2 separate regions of the Homo sapiens genome follow, and region 2 is linked to region 1. A link is a contact called in ENCODE Hi-C or POLR2A ChIA-PET data. All regions are on one chromosome and are shown on one strand. Each heading gives the region's core, a stretch centred on a gene start or an enhancer-like site at or near the end of the contact. The rest is flanking DNA. Distances are from core to core; before and after follow the strand shown.

The links. A loop is a pair of places that touch in the nucleus more often than their neighbours do. ChIA-PET counts read pairs that join two places held with the same protein, here RNA polymerase II (POLR2A). Pooled maps may share reads with other maps.
Region 2: a loop to region 1 is called in a pooled map, with 4 times the contacts of the local background. The contact joins the promoter of WIPI1 here to the promoter of MAP2K6 in region 1. A Hi-C loop is called at or near these places in 4 of 50 pooled maps. POLR2A ChIA-PET finds 5 or more read pairs at or near these places in 2 of 52 experiments (BJ and activated T-cell).

Annotation. Positions count from the first base shown.
Region 1 is chr17:69,412,871-69,417,628 of GRCh38, reverse strand. It overlaps MAP2K6 (mitogen-activated protein kinase kinase 6), which reads right to left and starts at 2,932. Exons shown (of 12, transcript NM_002758.4): 1 at 2,629-2,932. The coding sequence starts at 2,644.
Region 2 is chr17:68,454,137-68,459,181 of GRCh38, reverse strand. It overlaps WIPI1 (WD repeat domain, phosphoinositide interacting 1), which reads left to right and starts at 1,686. Exons shown (of 13, transcript NM_017983.7): 1 at 1,686-1,840. The coding sequence starts at 1,761. It also overlaps a transcript of PRKAR1A not described here. RefSeq lists silencers at 1,244-1,530, 1,267-1,946.

The sequences.
Region 1 (4,758 bases), core at 1,683-4,182:
TTCTACTGCTTTAATATTTGAAAAATGTCAACTCAACCCCAGACAGCTAATATAAACAAGCTGAAAAGCATACCACCTAAAGTTACAACTGTGGAAAACAAAATTTCTTTTTAAGAAATTCTTTCTCGGAATCTCACTGTTGGTAAGGCTGTAGAGCAGTAACCCAGTCCTTCCAGCTTCCAGAGAGTCTGTAATTCCTTTGCCTCTGCTGTGCCTTAAATTAGAGGTCTGTTAAACCGAATTATAGTGATCTAGAAAGTTCGTAAAGGTCCTTGAATTGAACATATTGTTAAATTCTTCAATACTATGAGATTGTATCCACTTTTCACTTTTCCTCCCATTTCTTGGGTTAGAATATTAAAAAAGAAGTTTGGTACTGCAAAAAGTATTTTGGCCATTTGAGAATAGCGTAGCTGAATAAGGCCAATTCCACATTTAAAGTCCAGGCCAAGGCGGCTGGCTCTTTTGCCATTTCTAAAATGATCACCCACTTCTTTCTACCAATAATTTTCCTTTCGGACAAGAACCCCATGTTCATTCCAGATGTACTTTCCAAGCAGAATCCAATTAAGAAAACTCATCTGGGTAAATGGGAATTGATTTGAAGGACCACCAGTACCTGATCCATTGTAAACACATCCATAGGGAAGAGTGCAGTGCTAATATCTCCTTTGGCTTCTCAACTCAAAAACTGGCTCTACTAAGAGGGAGCCACGTTCATAGTGAGCCCAAAAATATGCAAAAAGGAGCCTGATTTAGTTTAGACCCTAAAGTCCAAAGATAAGATCACAGTAAACACCACCCTCTTCATAAACCTTCCTGACTATCCCCCAAATAGATAAATCACTTCCATTTTTAAACTCCAATAGCACCATTTCTCTTCAATACCTGTCCTATTATCTTGTATTATAATGATTTCCTTACATTCTTGTTTTCACCAACCCGAAGGAAAAACTTCATTTTAAATATTTTTGTGTGTCCCTAAATCATGTGCACACATACACACACAATACATACATATACATGCATATATATACACACATACATATGTATATACATGCATATCACAATATATTACACATATATTAAACTGAATTGAATGAATGAGCGAATGTTTACCAAATACAAAGTAACTAAATGCCATCTCTTTAATACATCAAAGCATGGACTGCCTCTTCTGAACTATTATTTCTCTACTCAATAAGGAGATTTTTAGGTTTTCCCCACTTGAGGAACATCTCCACCTGATATGTCAATTCCTAGGTTCTTCAGCACTCTTAACTTTTCAGATTTCCATTCTCCCCTAATACTCAAAGAAAAGCAGAGTGCTACTTTGAATGCTTGAGATTACTACTTCCTTCTTGGGCTGCTGAGATATATGACTCCCATCAGGTAGAATTAAAAAGCGGTGCAACAACTCCCCACACTCCCTCCCAAAAAAGTAGCAAAAAGCTTGTTAGACCCTTTAATTTCACCATGTCTTACTCAAAGAGTGCCCCGGGTAGCCTAATTCAATAGTATCTAACACCTCTCTTCATCATCCCATACTTCTCATATGGCATATGCTTTCTCTATGGTAAAGAAACAATTGTTCTGAAACAAGTGACTTGGGGTCCCAGGGGCACCTGACAGCACCTAGTCTGCTCTTTGATGTCATATCAGGAATTTTTTAAATCCCCTTCCCAGGGTGACATTAAGCCTGCAAAATACAACTGTGTTTAAAAACAAAAATTAAGAAAAGAAAATAAAAGAACATAAAGAAAACAACCATAACGTGAACTTCCAACCTATTACAGCTGACTAAATACACGCAGTTACACACTTAAAATATTTCATTATGCTTGTCAATGAAACAGTGCAGTCCCTTCACACTACTGTAATGCTTAAAAGTACAGTTTTACCCCCAATATTTTCCCCCAAGATGCAAAGCATCCCCCAAATGGGCAGACATAAAACATTAGGTCTTCACTGCTGCTTCTAAATTTTGCGAGCCAATAAGCAATTGGTGTAAAGTGCAAAATCTCAGAAGAGCAAGACTCGTCTGCTTTTTTGTGATATGCTGTTATTCACCCTTCACCTTTACTTCCTTTAAAAATCAAAAGTTACCTAATGTTCAAGGCGATATCAATGGAAATTTAGCTAAATACTGGCACCGCAACGGTCTATTTCCCCCAAAGAATATAAGATTACATTAATTTCCTAGTAGTTTAACTCAAGTTTTACCTTTCATCTTCACCTATAGAGTTTTTAAAAGTTTCTATTCCTGTTGCATACAAAATTACTTACAATATCTGTGCATAGTAAAGAATTTTACAATTATATAAAGCCTTGCACATTTAGACGCTACCAACCTGCTCTGTCTCTCCTGACTGTGCAAAAGGCAAAAAGAGCTCAGTAATCCTAGCAGAAGAATGCAAATAACGTCAATGCACAGCTGAACTGCAAGCCCTGCCTTACAGGAACTCTCTGTGTCTGCAAAAAAAGACACATACTAAACAGGAAATGCAACTGAGCTGTGGAAAACCTCAAACTTAAAAATGCACTCGCCAGGCGAAAATTGCATCCATGCATTCATAAATGCATGCACAACCCTTTGCATTTTTGCAACTAATGCAAACAGCCTCTTACCTTTCGACTGAGACATTTTCCCCTTTCCTTTGATGGGGGAGGGGAGCACAAAAGACTTTGCCTTGCTTCTCTTCTGTAGCTAGTTTTGCAACAAAGATGCAAGCTGCAGGCGTGCAATCTTCATGCAAGTGGAGTTTCTCTTGACCGATGCAGCAGATGGACTTTCAGGGAATCAAGATGGAAATGCACACCTTGCAAAACAGACTGGAAAGTGATTTTTCCCCCAGTTGCAACGTTAGGGAAGGCTGTGCTGCAGCTACATGATGGGCCAGGGCTGGCAGCTAAAAGCTCCAAACTTGGAACTGAGTATCTTAGTGCGCAGACGTCCTTCCTGCGAAGGGCGCGAAGGCCGCTGGGTAATGTAGTTCTCCGGCGGAGTCCACGGGGCTCTGATTTAAGGAAACGTGGTCGCCCCGGTCGCTGAGCGAGATAACTGGGTGCGACAAAGATTGCGTCCAGATAAACAAGTCAGACACACACTCAGTAGAGTGATGGGTGAAAAGCGGCAAGGCCAAGACGGGGCGGCAGTTTTGTTCTCGAAAAGCCTCTGAAACAACAGCTAAAGAATATTAGGTTAGCTAAAGAGCTTTTGGCTTGTCGAGAAGGTCTGTTTGGGAGTTTAGTGTGTTGATTTTGCAGCTCAGCACCTGTTGTGCTGTTCTTGCCTGTAGACGTTTTACCCTCACACCTCCGTTTTTTGTTTGTTTGGGGGTTTTTTTGTTGTTGTTGTTGTTGTTTTTTTCCCGAGAGGGAGTCTCGCTCTGTCGCCCAGGCTGGAGTGCAGTGGCGCGATCTCTGCTCACTGCAACCTCCGCCTCCCGGGTTCAAGCAATTCTCCTGCCTTAGCCTCCCAAGTAGCTGGGATTACAGGTATGCGCCACCACGCCCGGCTAATTTTTAGTAGAGACGGGGTGTCAACATTTAGCCAGGCTGGTCTCGAACTCCTGACCTTATGATCCGCCCACCTCGGCCTCCCAAAGTGCTGGGATTACAGGCGTGAGCCACCGCGCCCGGCCACACCTCCATTTTTAAAAACATTTTTTCTAGTAAGAAAAATGTATGGATGATTGGGTTGGCTGGAGGTAAGGTTACCTTTGCTCTGTGGAGAAGATGCAAAGTTTTATTTTGTCAGAAACAATCCAGGTCAGTTATTTCCAAGGAACCCGAAACTCAGTAGGGGGTAGGTGTGGGGAAGAAGATTGGAGGCTTCTCATTTCTCACAGGGTTACAGAGGAAGTTCTGCTTTTTATACATCAACGCTAACTTTATCAAAATTAAGGTATCTAGATGATTTTTTCTCACCTGGGAGGAGAGTCCCTGGCCTAGGGGGAAAGTGGGTGGAAAATGAATACAGTCGAATATCTTGAATTTATTCATTAAAATTAAAAGATACTTGTTGAGTGTCCAGGATGTGCCAGGCGCCTTTCTAGGGCCCTGGGATGTTCATTCATTCTGTACCGCTCACACATAGTGGGTACACAGCACCCTGATGGAGAACGGCATCACCTTTTTCACAAGGAAGCCAGAGATGCTTAGCACAATTCACTGCAAGGAATGGAGAGGAGTGAGCAGGGCATGGGCAAAAATGAGCTCGGACTTATACTTCATGGAGCAGACAGACTCAGAAATGTTCTTTTAAGACAGAGGGAGGAATTGAGGAATTCAAGGAGGTGTGGACAAAGCACTGTGGCAGAAATAAGGACAACCTTACTCAGAAGCTGCCAAGGAGACCTTGTTGCCTTGTGTGCAGGAGTGGTGAGGGCGGGGGAGATTTACAGGTGAGGACTCCACAGGGCCTTAAAAGGTGGGCTAGAGGTTTGGACTTTATTCTGCAGGTACTTGCGGGGAGGTGAAAGGGTCTTGCAAAGGGGCGTAACTTAATCCAAGCATTGTTTTAAGAAAGTAAATTTGCCCTCAGCAATCAAGGTGGGTTGGAACTGGGAGAGGCTAGAGATAGGTTAGGTCAGTAGTGAAAGGCAAAAAGAGGCACTTTGAAAGAAGATTCAGCTAGATTTGATGATTACTAATGAAAACTATTGGAATTGTATTTAGGATGCTGGAAGCCAGGACCATCTGCATAAGGGATGCATTAGAGGGAAGGAAGCCGTCTTATTTCAGCTGCAAACCAGC
Region 2 (5,045 bases), core at 437-2,936, 960 kb after region 1:
ATTCACTTCTGATAGTTTATACAACACCTCACAATCAGCCAAAGAGCAATAACATCTGTGAATCTATGAGCTGAACTATTTTTTACATCAGTGGAGAGAAAAAAATAATAAAGTTGAGAAAAGAAACTGTTACATTTGCATCTCAGAAAACACAAACCGGAAATCCAACCAGAAAGGTTTAGGTGAAATAGTGCCCTTTGTTCATCTATTGTAGGTCCAAGGTTAAATATATATATATATACACATACATAAAAGTAGCTTTGTCATAAACTGGGTATTAAAAGTGGGAAATGGGGAAAACCGCAATTACTTTTGCACCAACCTAATAAATTTGAATTATGCTGATTTGAGAGACTGTCATATAACAATAACTAAAATATCATCTCAAAATTTGAAAAAATGAATTAAAAATCCATCAGCAGTTATACAATCCAAAGCTGGCAGAGCTCCTGCTTCATAAACCGTATTGACAGTAATTCCGCATGGGAACATGTACAGTACTCAGCTTTTAAAAAGAGATTCTTTGTTAAGGTTTATCTCGAATTACGTGAGTTTTGAATTGTGCTATATCTTCAAGACGTTACCCCTTTCATAAACTACACTGCCCTACACACACTTTCATTTTTTTCAGCTGCGGATCGGATAGGTCTTGTTTAGATACTTTGTGCCATTTTTGTAACTTTTCAGATCAAAGGTGCTTCCCCCCACCTTCCAGCTCCGTCAAATGCTGCAGTCATTTCTGTCCTGGTTAGAAAACCTAGAATCTCGCATGCTAGGTGCTACGTTGTTTTTGCAAATTACTGTTTAGCAGTTATTTAGTGCACAGGTCTTGAAAGCAGACATGCAGACATTCTACCATTTACTGTTACTTTAGACAAATTGTTTAGCTTTGGAGCTTCAGTTGCCTCTTCTGTATATTGAGCACAATCGTATTTTCCACACAAGTTTTATAAGAATTCAAGATGACATACATAGTACGGCGCGCTTGGCAAGTAGTGAGGGTTCTCAACCGCTCGGCAATGGATAAGATAACTTGCTATCTCTCTGGCTGAGGCAGCCCCATTTCAGGAGCTTCTCTCAATGCGGCTTGAGGACTCGACAAAAGGGTGGGGCTTTGGAGTCTAACGCTCTCTGCTAAACTCTGTAAGTTTAATAGGCAGAGTTACACATGGCAAGGGGTCTGGGCGGGGTGGGAACTAGCGCGTCCTCCTGTCACCCTTGCGGCGGCCCCGACGCAGTTGCCGGACTGAAACCAGCAGATCTGGCCCCAGCCGCATTCCTTCTTCCCTCTCCCTCCCAGCTGGGCGGCTCCGGCAATGAAAACACCGCCACGTGGGCCTGCTGCCTTTGCGTCACGCGCCTTTGTCCAATGGAGAGCCGCGTTACGAAGCCAGGGGCGGGTCGCCAGCCGGGCGGGTCCGCCCACAGCTGCCACGGATTGGCCAAGGGGGGCGGTGCCCGCCAGCCGTGGCTTGGGCTCGTGGCCAATGGTGGCCGGAGGCAGGGGCCCCGCCCTATCAGGTGCTCTGGTCCTCGGGACCAGCTGGAGGGGCGAGAAGGGGCGGGGCGAAGCCGGGGACGCGGCGGGGACGGGGCGGGGTAGGGGCGGGGTGGGGACGGGGCGGGGTAGGGGCGGGGTGGGGACGGGGCGGGGTAGGGGCGGGGCAGGACCGGCGACCCGGCCCGTGGAGCCGGCGCGGGCGGGCTGCTGAGGTGGCTGTCGCCGGCTCCGAGCTGCGGCTTCCCGGGCCGAGCCCCCGATGGAGGCCGAGGCCGCGGACGCTCCCCCGGGCGGGGTTGAGTCGGCGCTCAGCTGCTTCTCTTTCAACCAGGACTGCACGTAAGCTGCGACTCGGCCCCTGCCAGGGAGGTGGGGGACAGAGTGTCAGGACCCAGGGGTGTCGTCCTGAGAGCAGCTTGTGGCTTCCGCCTCGAGGCGGCCTCGGCGGGAGGGCCGGTGTCTGCTTCGGACGCATTGGGATCTTGTTATCCCCGTACCCCTTCAGTGGGGTTTGCCGCACCCCCCACCCCACCCCACTCCCAGTGTCCTCCCAGAGCGACAAGGTTGGGCCAAGGGTGAAAGCAGGGAGTTCGCAAAGGGAGTGGTGGGGCTGCGGGGGCCACGGAATATGGGGGGAGCAGGGCGGTGGGAAAGCCAGTGACCAAAGTGGGTGTCTGGGGAAGAGAGACAGTGGCCAAAAGAAAGAGATGAGAAAGGAGAGGAAGTTGCAAGTTGACCCAGGACTCTGTAGTTGGGGCCCAGGAAGATGAGAGTACAGGAAAAACTTTCCCATTTGTCCTTGAGCATCTCAACGTGGCATCTGGGCAGGGCCTCGGACAAAGAGGCAGCCTATCCCTGCGGCCAGGCCAGCCCCTGTCCCATCCCCGACGCAGGGCATCGTGCCTGCCCGCTCTGGATGGAAGAAACCTTTGGATTTCTTTGGCTGTTTTCACATCGCCCACCCAGCCAGGCAGGATCTCCTTCTCGGAGTCCAAGACTCTTTTCCCGGGCGCAGACTGCTTTCTCTCCAGGAAACAGGAGCTCCACCCTGTTGTTTTTGAGTGGATTTTTAATGTTTTACTTCGATGTTCACATTTGGGCTTTGAGAGGGAGCTGGGCTGAAGTGTGTTTCAGGCATCTGCAGGATTCTGTGACTTACAGGCAAACGCCTGTTTCTTTCCCTATTTTCATGGAAGCGAGCCCTGGGGACCATATGGAATCATCTTTTTGGAATGTGCACCCTGAGCATCAGGCGGGGATGACCGATTCCCAGTTTCCCACTTCCTGCTGTACCAGTTTCTGTGCCTTGGCTGCTGGTGACTGAGCTACGCTAATATTGATCCTTCAGTGGTGTAATTAAGGCCATTATGTACCATTAGCCACCCTGGCTTCCATTCCCTTTATGTTTCTGTTTAAAAACACCCGGTGCTGAACAATATGCCTTTGTTTGAAAAACCCATATGTGTAATCATGTAATCGAGTAGCTCTACAGCTTGGTTATTTGAGTGACTTTCAAGTTTTTCTTGACCACAATCCACAATACGAAATATGTATTGCAACATCACCCAATACCCATAACACATACACTATTCACAAAATATCATGTGCAATTTTCTGTGTCCTTTTTTTCTAAGCTGCTTGTGACTCACTGAATTGCGTTTTAGGATCCACTCATGAGTTGAGACCTGCAGTTTATAAAAATGCTGGTATAGATAAAATCCTGATGTTCTGTAAGAAACATTTTGCAAGAGGGCATGGCTGTTGAAATGCCTGGGTGATGTTTTCCTTCCCAATTGAACACAAGTTAAGAAAGGGGGTTAGTTTGCTTGTAAGTAGTAAATGTTCTAAATTCTGCTTTGTAACATCATTAGATTTGACAAAAAAGGGTGTTAATTTATACTCTAGCCATTAAATAACGCAAAGTCCCAGCTTTCTACAGAAATTGAATAAGAATGTTATTTTCAAAACGGTAGGGTGCTTTGAAAGTTAATTTCCTTACTCCCTACTGTTAGTTTTATTTTCTTGGATGGAAGCTCTGCTGGGCAGCTTTGCCTTGCCTATAAATAAAAGTTCTTGTCACAGTCAGTTGCTTTGAGCCACAGAGGGTATGACATTGGATTTTAAAATAAGTCAAGCCCCTTACTGAATACATTTAGGTGTATTGCCATGTCTTTTTCTATAAATGTAGGCTGAATTTGGGATCCAGTATTTCCAAAGAAGGTAGGTGAAAACAGCAAACCCTTACCAGTCCCCTACGCTCATACTTCGTGATTGGTACTTGTGCTATACACTTTGGGTACTTTTTTTTTTTTTTTTTTTGAGACAGTCTTGCTCTGTCACCCAGGCTGGAGTGCAGTGGTGTGGTCTTGGCTCAGTGCAGCCTCTGCCTCCCAGGGTTCAAGCGATTCTCCTGTCTCAGCCTCTCAAGTAGCTAGGATTACAAACGTGTACCACCACACTCAGCTAATTTTTTGTATTTTTAGTAGAGACGGGGTTTTGCCACATTGCCCAGCTTGGTCTTGAACTCCTGACCTCAAGTGATCCACCCACCTCAGCCTCCCAAAATGCTGGGATTACAGATGTGACACACTATGCCCAGCCTACTTTGGGTACATTTTAAATTTGATTAATGATAAATATTTGTCCCAAGCTCTGTTTCCATGAGTGGTGATTAGAATTTTGTTTCTACAGAAAGACTTTATGGATGAAATAAGGTCTAAGTCTAAATTCCTTGATTCAGAGTCTTTTGTGGCCATTGATCAATCACGTAAAACATCACATAAAACATCACTCTGTGATTTTCTCATATGTAGAATTCTTCTGGTCCAGGAGCAGGGCTTATGTTTGAAAATTACTTTAAATTGCTGTCACTTTGCATTAATGTTATAAGACTCTAGTTACAGTATTTCTTTCCTTACTTGCAAACTTTACAAACCTCATTTCGCAGCCAAACACATCTATATTTATGTGAAAAAGTTTATGTGAAGAAAGTTTAAAAACAATAACACTACAAAATACATTTTGAAGTTTTAAGATGCTCTGGGCTTACTTTTCCAGTTGCTGTTTGTCATCATGAATACCTCAGTCTAGGTACTAAATGCCAGTTCTAAGTGCACAGCTGCAAATGTCTAACCCACCAGTTTAGCTACTTAGCAGGTTGGAGGGCTGCGAGACGTCACCAGCTACCTTGTGGATTAAAAGTTTACTGTAGTTGCCCTATCCCTGTGTCCCAGGGAAGAACAAATGTCTGGGTAGGGAAAAAAAATTCCAGGGAAAATCATGTGACCTTCTCTTTTTTAGGCTAGTGAAACAAGAGCCTTGGCCATCCAGGCTTGTAATAGTAAGTTGCTTATTTTAGTATATGCTTCCCTGTAAAGAGTGAATTTCACCTTGCCTTCCAGAGAAGCACACTTCTGTGAGTGTGCTCCGGGTCAGATTCTGTTCATCACTTAGGTGCGGAGGGCACAGCTGGAAAGAGCTGGGTGAGGATTCCCAGCTGCTGAACAAAGTTGACTTTGATGTTTACTTTCAACACAAGGCCAAG